Linked DNA regions of Homo sapiens: region 1 is linked to region 2. Evidence: read pairs that join two places in POLR2A ChIA-PET (ENCODE). Cell type or tissue: Panc1. All regions are shown on one strand.

Region 1 (5,000 bases), 87 kb after region 2:
TAGCAGCCATAGGAAAGGGAGCCTTTTAACCCTTTGTTTCTAGTTATTCTGGCTAAAAATGGTTAGCTGTAGAGAAAAATATGAAAGGCGGGGGGTCTTTTTATTTATACCTCCTGTACTGTTTTAATTTTTATTACCATAGCCATGTATTAATTGTATATCAAGAAATTGGCAAGCACTTTTCATGCGGCTTTAAAAATTATGTGTCAAAGCAGAATAAGGTAGACTTCTAAGTTCTTACACAAAAGAATGTTCAAAATAATAAGTGATTTAAGTTACCAAATAATATGTATACCATAATTCTGCGCATGTATCTGCATACCTGTGCCCATGTATTTGTACAAAGAAAAAGGCCTAGAAGGATAGACAGGAACTGCTTTTTACCTTATATTCTGCAGGTTTGCCACTTTTAAAAGGAGTACTTTTTGCATGTGTTTAAATTGAATGTGATGGCCTTCCCTCTACTTCGCTTCAGCCAGAGCTCAAGCCTCCACACACTCCAAACAAGAATTGTTGAATAGTTTAAAGAAATAGGCGGGCTGGGCACGGTAGCTCACGCCTGTAATCCCAGCACTTTGGAAGGACGAGGCAGGCAGATCATGAGGTCAGGAGTTTGAGACCAGCCTGACCAACGTGGTGAAACCCGGTATCTACTAAAAATACAAAAATGAGTTGGGCTTGGTGGCACATGCCTGTAATCCCAGCTACTCAGGAGGCTGAGGCAGGAGAATCCCTTGAAACCCAGGAGGTGGAGGTTGCAGTGAGCTGAGATCACGCCACTGCACTCTAGCCTGGGCAACAGAGCGAGACTCTGTCTCAAAAAAAAAAAATAAATAAGCAACAGAAAAAAAAACTGAAGCTTTTCAGTCCCCCTTGGCTCTTATTCCTGCTAGAAATAATGTGACTATGTAATAATAAATTCTACTTAAGGGTTGTATCAGTCTGTTTTCACACTGCTATAAGGAACTGCCCCAGTCTGGGTAATTTATAAAGGAAACAGGTTTAATTGACTCACAGTTCAGCATGGGTGGGAAGGCCACAGGAAACTTGCAATCACGGCAAAAGGGGAAGCAAGGCACCTTCCTCACAAGGCAGTAGGAAGAATGACAGAAGGAGGAACTTGCCAAACCCTTAAAAACCATCAGATCTCGTGAGAATTCACTCACTATCACGAGAACAGCATCGGGGAAACAGCTCCATGATTCAATTACCTCCACCTGGTCTCTCCCTTGACATGTGGGGATTATGGGGATTACAATTCAAGATGAGATTTTGGGTGGGGACACAGCCAAACCATACCAAGGGTTTTTTGTTGTTTCTTCAGTAGTAGGGCCAAAATGTTTTTTGAAGTTAAGCACGATTCTTATAAGAATATAGAATGAAAATGTGAAAAATGTTTAACTCATTAATAGAGAACCGCCAGAGTGGTAAAAGAGCATTAGAATAACTGAGTACTTATGGTCCATGAAGAAAGAATTTGGGAATAAAGTTGCTAGGTTAAATACAAAACTGGTTAACGTTCTTCAGGGCAATACAGCCAAAACTTTTGGGGTTATCTTTTCTACCAGAGTTCATTTGCATCTCCTCTGGACAAAAATCTGCAAGTTACATGCAACCTCCCAGAGTCTGGGCCCTAATCAAGAGTAAATAGAAAATCAAAGAAAGGCACACACATGGCTCCCCAAAAGAATTAAACAGTCGTTGAGTGGGTCTGCTGGTATGATATTGAAATGCCATGCAAATCCTTTTGCCTTATTTCTACGTATTGGATGCTTTTTTTGACATAAGATAAAAATTTACATATTGGCAGCTGTAGCTATCTAGTTTCCAAATGGAGTTTGCTCTTAAAATTAATCTGCTTTTCACCATCTTTTGTGTCTGTTTTTAATAAGAAAAATGACCACCAAGCAATGTGGGCATTGCAATAACATTCCATTATTTAAAAACATACTTTAATATTATTCTGATACTCACTTTGCTGGGTACTAAAACATTTTATGAGCAATTTAAATTTTTTATCAGGACCAAAAAAAAAAAAAAAAGTCCACATATCTGCTGTGAGTTGATGCCAACAGCAAAAACATTGATACTCATTGCAGTTTCAAATATTTATATGGATTTTGGACACAACCTTGCACAAGTTACTCAATTTCTTAGCTTCATCCTCTATGCAGAATAAGACCTTCACTAAACTGCTATATTTATGATTTTGTGATGACACATATAAACCTGGGATTACACTGTTGTGTTCCTATTTTACTTTTATATCCACATTCATAATTTCAGTTTCGGGGCTTCCTTACAGGTTGCTTGTTTTATAATTTGTCTTGCTACATGACGTGTTCTTTTACCTTCTTGTGATTTTAAAAAGGATAAACTATGTGTTTTAATTGTATCAATTGCTTTGTTTTTTCAAAAACAGAAATTAGACTATACTCATCCTTCTTTCCTTTCTGTAGAGTGAAATGGTGTCATTTGAAGTCCCTTAACATTAGATTTGAAATTTAACAAATCTCACTCTCCCTCTTTTACCAACTGCCATTTTAAATTATGGGCATTCTGTTCTCACAATTTACTGTCACATTTTTTAGAAACACAGAAAACACCAAAATGTGAATTTATATAGAAATTGTTAAAATTACACACCTAGCGTAAATAGCAAATATTCAGTCAACTTTTCACTATGCTCTTGAAAAGCTATTACACATTTGTCAACAATTTGTTTAGCGTAGCAATATGTTAACCTAAACACACTAAATTCAGCATCCATTTCAGGCAGAGATGAGCCGTCTGATTTACTCAACACATTTCTAGTTAGAGAGCATCACATGAGACAAAGTGGAATCGTGCCACATATTTGAATGAAGCCAGAAGCAGCACTTTTTAGGACTCTTAGATCTGTTTTGTGCATGAGCTGTTGTTTTTGAAACACTCTCATGTTTAGTCATTAATTTGCATAAAATTTTTTCTGTGTTGTAACTTTAAGTGCAGTTTGCATGCAAGACCAGTATACCCAAAAACCTTGAAAAAATGGTGCAGCAACTCTGAATATACCTTCAAACCATTGAACTGTACACTTTAAATGGGTAAACTATATGATATATGAATTATTCTCAATAAAACAAAAAACTAGCACAGTAAACATTCATGCTCAGCCTAGACAATGTGGTGAAACCCTATCTCTACAAAATATACAAAAATTAGCTGGGCATGATGGCGCATGCCTATAGTCCAAGCTACTTAGGAGGCTGAGGTGGGAGGATCACCTGAGCCCAGGGAGGTCAAGGCTGCAGTGAGCTGTCATCAAGCTACTGCAATCCAGCCTGGGCAACAGAGTGAGACCCTGTCTCAAAAAAGAAAAAAAAAAAACATGCTATTACGGTTTATATACAAACTGTTTACTTCTGAGTTAAATTTTTAAGGGGGCTAGACTTAGCAGAAAGGGAGACATTGAGACAAGAATCAGTGTAAACGCTGAGTGGTAGGTGGGGTTGAAATATATCATGCCCACGGAGAAAGATTTAAGACCTACAAAATGACAGGGAGCCAAGGCTACATTTAGGATTCAGAGGGTAGAGAAGCCAGTGAAAAACAGAAAACCAAAAAAGACAGAGCAAAAGAGCAAATGACAGAGCAAAAGAGCAAATAGATAATGACTAAAGACTAACTTGGATATTTGCTTTGCTATCATAAAGTAAAGGGTTTTATTCAGTTCCAAATTTCAGAAAAAAACAAATAGCTCCACACTTTTCAACTACTGTTAGGAGTAATATTCTAAACTCAAAAGTAACTTAAATCCATTTTATCCTATCTTACCTCACTTTGTGAAAGAGAAACCTTATAACAAACCACAATTCTTTTGTTTTTACAAAGGAAAAAATTAGAAAACATAAGTTACTTTTCTAGTAGAAAAAGGAAATAACGAATACTGAAATGTGGGAAATATGAACGGTAATGAATATATTTTAAGGTAAATATCCAAGGTATTATTTGGTCAATCAGAAACTTAGAATCTGAATAATGCCTAAAGTTTCAACGCTAAACAAGGTAAATGAATTATTCTTTATTTCCAGTAACAAGACAAGAGAAAATGAGTGCCTGGGTCTACAATCAGCAACTGCTGATTCTGAACTTAAGTGACTTTTTTTTTTTTTTTTCTGATAAAGGATGAAGAAATTTTGAATATAATCTAACAAACCACATGAAAATGTTAAACAATTTTTCCTTTTCATATTCCATCTGATCCCAGTCAAGAGTAAAGAGAATATGAGTCAAGAGAAAATAAAATTAAACATTAAGCATTTGCTTCTCTGGGTGGAATGGCTTAAAGCTTTCCCTCCCAAGGTCTAGGAAACTTGCTTTTTTAAAAAAAAAGTTTTCCTAAGGATTTTTCTACATTTTAATGCAATTTTAGAAATTTTTTTAGATTTCCAACAAATATAAGATAAACCGTTTTGGAAAGTATGAATAATTCCAGAAACAGAGACTTTGTTTCTAGGCCATGAAACTTAATTTCCTCTTAATATTCACTTACCTACAGCCCAAACTCTCCATGTATTTTGCCAGATATTACTTATGAGCTACAAACAGGGCAATTACTTTTTCTGCTTCATGAGATTACTCATACACACACAAAAAAAGCATTTTAAGGCTGCTGCTGCTGATTGCATCTGAGGCCACAGAAGTTACCCTGCGCCTTCCTCTGAAGACACAAAGCAAACTTTCCTTTCTCCTGATTCGGGTAATTTCCACCACAGAACAGCTTTTCCATAGCAGTAATAAACTAGTTTGGGAATCTTTGGAAGCCAAACAACAATAAAATACAAAAAATGTAGATGGCATATGGCTGGTGTTAGTCTGTTTTCCCTTCAAGTTCTTCCCGGTTTTTGATAGCTTCATAAGGGCCTAATTGTTGGCAGCACCAAAATAAAAGATTTTTAAACTTTATACTTACTAAGTGCTTTTTGTCATTTCCTCACCTCTCTATACATTCCTACCTG
Region 2 (5,000 bases):
CTGGCCCTGCTCCCCTGAACAATGTGAGGATCACATGTGGGGATCCTGCAAGAGAACAGTGCCCTAGGGAACATCTCAGACTGTAAATTCCAAGGAACATTACAACCAATTGAAGGAAACTCTTGCAATTTTGTGAGCCACAAATGGCTCCAAGGAAAGTCTGGGTCAGTTTTCAGACCTGGCAATAACTTCCTTCATGGCAGAAGGATGGTGGCCATGAAAAGGCCAGTTTTTCCTTCCCCATTTTCCCAAAGGAATGGGCCCTGAGCCGGGAAGGTTGTGTTTTCCCCACCTGTGGTTTTCTGTTCAAGCCAAGTCAATAAACTGAAATACAGCTTTGGTTCAGCTGATCCTCGAGGAGGGAAACAGCAATTTTGCCTTCAAAGGGACAGACCCACAAGCCAGAAATAAGAGTTATGTTTCTGGGCTGTGCTGAAAGAAGGCTGGGCTGTAGGTTTCAAAGGGCCAAGCTCCCACCAAGTCCAGGGGTAGCTGGGGGCAGCCCAGGCTTTGGCAGTTGGGGGCACCTGTCATTTAAAGAAGGTGCTAGTTCATGAGTGGGCAGGGCAGATGCTAAAAGAAGACTAGTACCTGCTTTAACCGCACCAGGACACAGCTATCTGCTTGTGCCTCCAACAGTAGAGAAAATGGGGTAACATACTCCCTTAATGGGGTATGAATGGCCAAGCATACAGATAAATGGTAGAGGATGTGAGGAGGGAAGAAGGCTGGCCTCAAAATCACGAGGCTTCACTTCCTTCCTTACTTGACTTCCAAGTCCCTTTGTGGCTTTAGGCCAGTGATTCTTCCTTCCTCAGCCTCCATTTCTCATCCATAAAATGGACATGGTCGCACCTGCTCTGCCTATCTCACAGCCCTGATCAAAGAAAGAATGTGAGACTGCTTCAAAGTTTCAGCAAAAATCACCATATCATGGCCTGTATCAGGTGAACTGCCCTCCAGGGATCTTGTTATCACTAACCTTCCTTGCATCTTCAGAAGCGCATCTAGACTCCTCTCCTCCCATTCAAATAAGTCTGGTTGCATTCCCCACCTCAACTGAGTTCCCTATTCCAGCCTTGAACCTGGGTCTTCAAGGCCATCATTTCCCGGTGCCCAGATCCCCAAGGATTATGTACAGCTTCTAACTAACCCGACCCTCAGCCATAACCAAGACACTGCAATGTTTAATGCCGACCCAGTCCAATTAAACCCCCTGCATCTTCCTAGGCACAGCGCTATGGAGAAAGACATTTAACGGCCTTCAATACACAGAGGAGACCACGTTCCCCTCCACCCGGGGAAAATCTGCAAGATGCCAAAACGTTTATTTTTCTAGGATTAACACAATGACAGGGAATCAGCCACATATATTGTTGAACATGATGAGCCAAATATTTTTCTGTAATTTTTATAATAATATGAGGAAAGCTGAAAAAGAAAAAAAAAAAAAAAAAAAGAAAGCAGCTGGTGTTAGGCTAGCCTTCGTAAGTTCCAGCCTCCAAAAATAACAGTCGTTCCCATGAATTACCAACAACGCTGTTTGTAGGACAGTTGCTTGATATAAGAAATGGAACATATTAACAGGAGCTTCCTGAGAAAAAGGGGCTTAGGGAGGACAGAGTGACCTAAGACAGAGGATGCTGGGGAGGCCACAAGCTCTCAGCCCCATCCCCTGTGATGTGGTCTCCCCAAGCCTCCTGCAAAGCAAAAGAGGTCACAGGAGATGCCGCCAGGACCCACACTGATTTCAAGCACTCAGAATGTGGGCAGGTGGGGATGGGGACTCAAGCCGGGAGGAGGGCATCTGGATTGGGTCACACAAGTGCCACAGCACTGCCAGACAACTTACTCACTGTGTTGCTCTTTCCAGACCTTGAAACCTGATAAAGTGATGTGGAAGAGACAAACACGAAACCGGAGTCTAAGGAGAGATGAGGGTCAGAAAGGAAGTTCAAGGGAAGAGAAGGTGGAGGCAGACATGGTCAGGGCCTGGCAGCAAGGGGGTTCATCTTCTAGGGCCCCCACTCTCCCACAGCCTCTGGGTAAATCTAGTAGGGGAGGTATGTTGTGAGGAGGAGGAAGAAAAACAAGCACCCTGGGCTAAGAATGCAGAGTAGAGTGCTGGGATGGCTTCCCCACTCCCTGCCTCTGTAGCCTTGGATCAGTCACTGGCCTGCCCTTGGGCCAAGGTGTCCTCAACCTCATGAGGGTGCTGTAGAGATTAAGTGGGAGTGAGATAATTACAGCAATGCCACAGAAGGCTGGAAGCTGGTGTCTAGGAGCCAGCTGCTCCTTCAACCCTGCACTAAGGGAGGTCACGTGAGGAGCGTGAAGAGGGCCCTTGTGGACCAGCCAGAGGGGACCCCAGGAACAGCAAGCCTGCTACTTCTCAGCCTCCCAAAAAGAGCTTTCCCCTGGACTGTCCCCCAGGGAACTGGAGCTCCAGCTGACAACTGCTTGTGTAGAATAAGAGATGACATTTGTTCAGAGCCTCGGAGGACAGATCCAGGGCCACTAGCGGATGCTTCCTGGAGTCAGACATCTGCTTGGCAGAAAGAAGGACTTTCTATCAGTCAACACAAAGCTGGCAGCCCCTTCCCCACCCGCTCTCCGGGGATTTGCCCAACTTTATTCTCACACTCATACTCTCTTCTCTCTTAGGGCCTTATTTTTAAAAAGGGACCTGGAAAAAGAAGGATCTTCAAGACCAAAGGGCTAGGGAGAAAGGAACTGATCAGATTGGGCCCTGGACACAGGAAATCCTCAGGCTAATGGAGGGGAGTTGAGGCAGAGACACCCAAGGCTGGGCTTGGGTTAGGAGAGCTTCACAAAGCAGCTGCCTAGAGGGACCAGTGGAAGAGACCCTGGAGGGACCAGTGGACAAGGCCTTGGAGGGGTCAGTGGAAGAGATGCTACAGGAGCCAAGGTCAGAGGAGTGAGGGAGAAGAAAGGACCAGAAAAGAGGGTTCCCAGCAGGAGGTGAGTCCAGAGACTCAGTGCTGGCCCCAGCCTGCCTTTCCTGCAAGTTGTGTAAACCCAAGTGAGATGTTGAGTGGAAAAGATGGCAAGCACTCCAGGGACAAGAGACAAGGCCCTGGTACACCCTGCCAAGTGCTGGGGTAAAGGAACAAATCAGACACAGCCCACAATAATGCCCCCTAGGAAGAATTCCCATTTAACAGATGAGAAAACTGTGACTCTGAGAGATTGAGTTCCCAGCCATCAGAGAATTCCTGGTCTTTAGGTTCATGGGAGCCAGTGTGGGGAGGGAGAGAAGTCCTGCCCCCGCACACCCCCTGCTAGCAGGAGGCAGTTTCCACTGGAGAGCCAGGGATTTGAGGGAAGCATGAGGCAAACACCAAATGTTTTACCAGTGGAAATAAAATTGAAAATGTCCCTGGAACCCACTTCATCCAGAATTTCCAGGGGAGGTTTGGTGTGAGTGAGTCACCAAGAGCACAATGGCTGGTTCCGAAGGCCAGGCCAGCTGAGCTCGGTGGATATTTAAACAGAGCTTGGGGAAAAGATGGTCAAAAACACTGGCCTGTGCCTGCTGAAACCTGAAAGGGTTGCCTCCACCCTGCCTGAACCCACTGACTGCAGGAGGCTTGGCAGGCCCCATGTGGCTCTCAGAGGCTGGACAAGGACTGGGGGAAACCCAGAAAACAGTGAGGGCAGTAAATCTCTGCCTGCCCACGACAGTGCTCTGGCACCTTCAGCATCCTTTTCCTCTCTAAGGAGAAAAAAAGTACATAACGAATAACAGCCCCCAAGATCAGAAGAGTTATTAGGCAAGCTTAGTGCTGCGCCCGCTCTCTTTCTCCCCAACAAAATGTAAGCTTTTCCACGATACCTCCAGCCAGTGTCTTGTGATGTCACCGCCACTCTCTCACAAGCTCCCTTCTCCTTCACGGAACAAGCATTGAAGATGGATCAGCAGGCAGGATCACCCTGTTCTGTTCCCAAACTCCACCACATGCAAGTGCCTCTGAAAGAGAAAACCCCAACCCTACACGGGAGAAGATGGCCTGACGTCTAAGGACAATTTCCCCTTAACAGCTCAAGAAACTGTCCCAGACAATGAGAATAACTAACAGTAAGTTGCACCAATCACGTGCCATCATTTAAGCCTAACAACAGCCCCTCCAGAAAGAATTGTTCTTTAGCAGATAAGAAAACTGAGGCTTCAAGAGATTGAGTGCCCAGGCCAAGACAGCATTGATAGTCAGAGAATAAGTAGCAGATTGAAGCATCAAAACCTGCCACTTCCCTAGACTATCTCTCCTTGTTCTCAATACATCCCTGAGCCCCAACAGGAGTGAACTCTCCAAGCATGCAGAATGTGGGAAATGTCTCTGATATTCAGAAGCATACTAGACTAGCATCCATATATCCTGGGTCCAAAAACCTAGGAGTCAGGCTAAATCAGGCTAAGTGGCCATTGTAAAATAATAATAATAAAATATTCACCCTAATAATTATTATTACTATGAAGTCTTCCTTGGTGCAGCAAAAATCCTGGGCTTCTGAACATCCCCATGTAGAGAGAATCCAAAGTTCCCACCTTAAGCCTAAGGGGCAAAAAACACTCTCCATTCTGACTCTCCAGGTGAGATGAGCTGAACAAACAAAAAGCTCTCAACTCCCAAAGATTCCGGTTGCAGATCCACACCAGGCCCGGTATCCTGCCTCACTCCTGCCCCAGCCAGAACGCACCCCCGCCCCCACCCATGGCCCCCAAGTCCTCCAGCCTCAGGGATGGTGGACATTTACCCTCCCTCTGAAGACTAAGGGCCCCCAAAACCAGCTCTCAGTCAAGCCTCAGACTTTCCTGCTCCTGGGCCACTGCTGGGCTCAGAGGCACTGCAATGCTGAGGGCAGCCACCGCAGGCTTTCCTCTAACAGGCCATGCACAGAGTAGACGAAGTCAGCGTCAGATAGATGGAGGTCTTACTTGTAATCCTGAGCCTCAGTTCTTCTGTCAACTGGGCACAAAA

The links. Peaks named below come from ENCODE experiments on the same cell type or tissue, not always from the same donor. Only the 100,000 strongest peaks of a DNase experiment are listed, where the experiment ranks them.
Region 1: POLR2A ChIA-PET joins it to region 2 with 9 read pairs; 3 of 35 experiments call an interaction of 5 or more read pairs at or near these places.

Annotation. Positions count from the first base shown.
Region 1 is chr2:19,891,035-19,896,034 of GRCh38, forward strand. No RefSeq gene overlaps it. Among named protein-coding and RNA genes, the nearest start is that of TTC32, 8.4 kb to the right of the region's middle. In Panc1, no CTCF peak of the experiment used is centred here; no DNase peak of the experiment used is centred here.
Region 2 is chr2:19,804,532-19,809,531 of GRCh38, forward strand. No RefSeq gene overlaps it. Among named protein-coding and RNA genes, the nearest start is that of LINC00954, 62 kb to the right of the region's middle. In Panc1, no CTCF peak of the experiment used is centred here; no DNase peak of the experiment used is centred here; H3K27ac peaks cover 2,384 bases.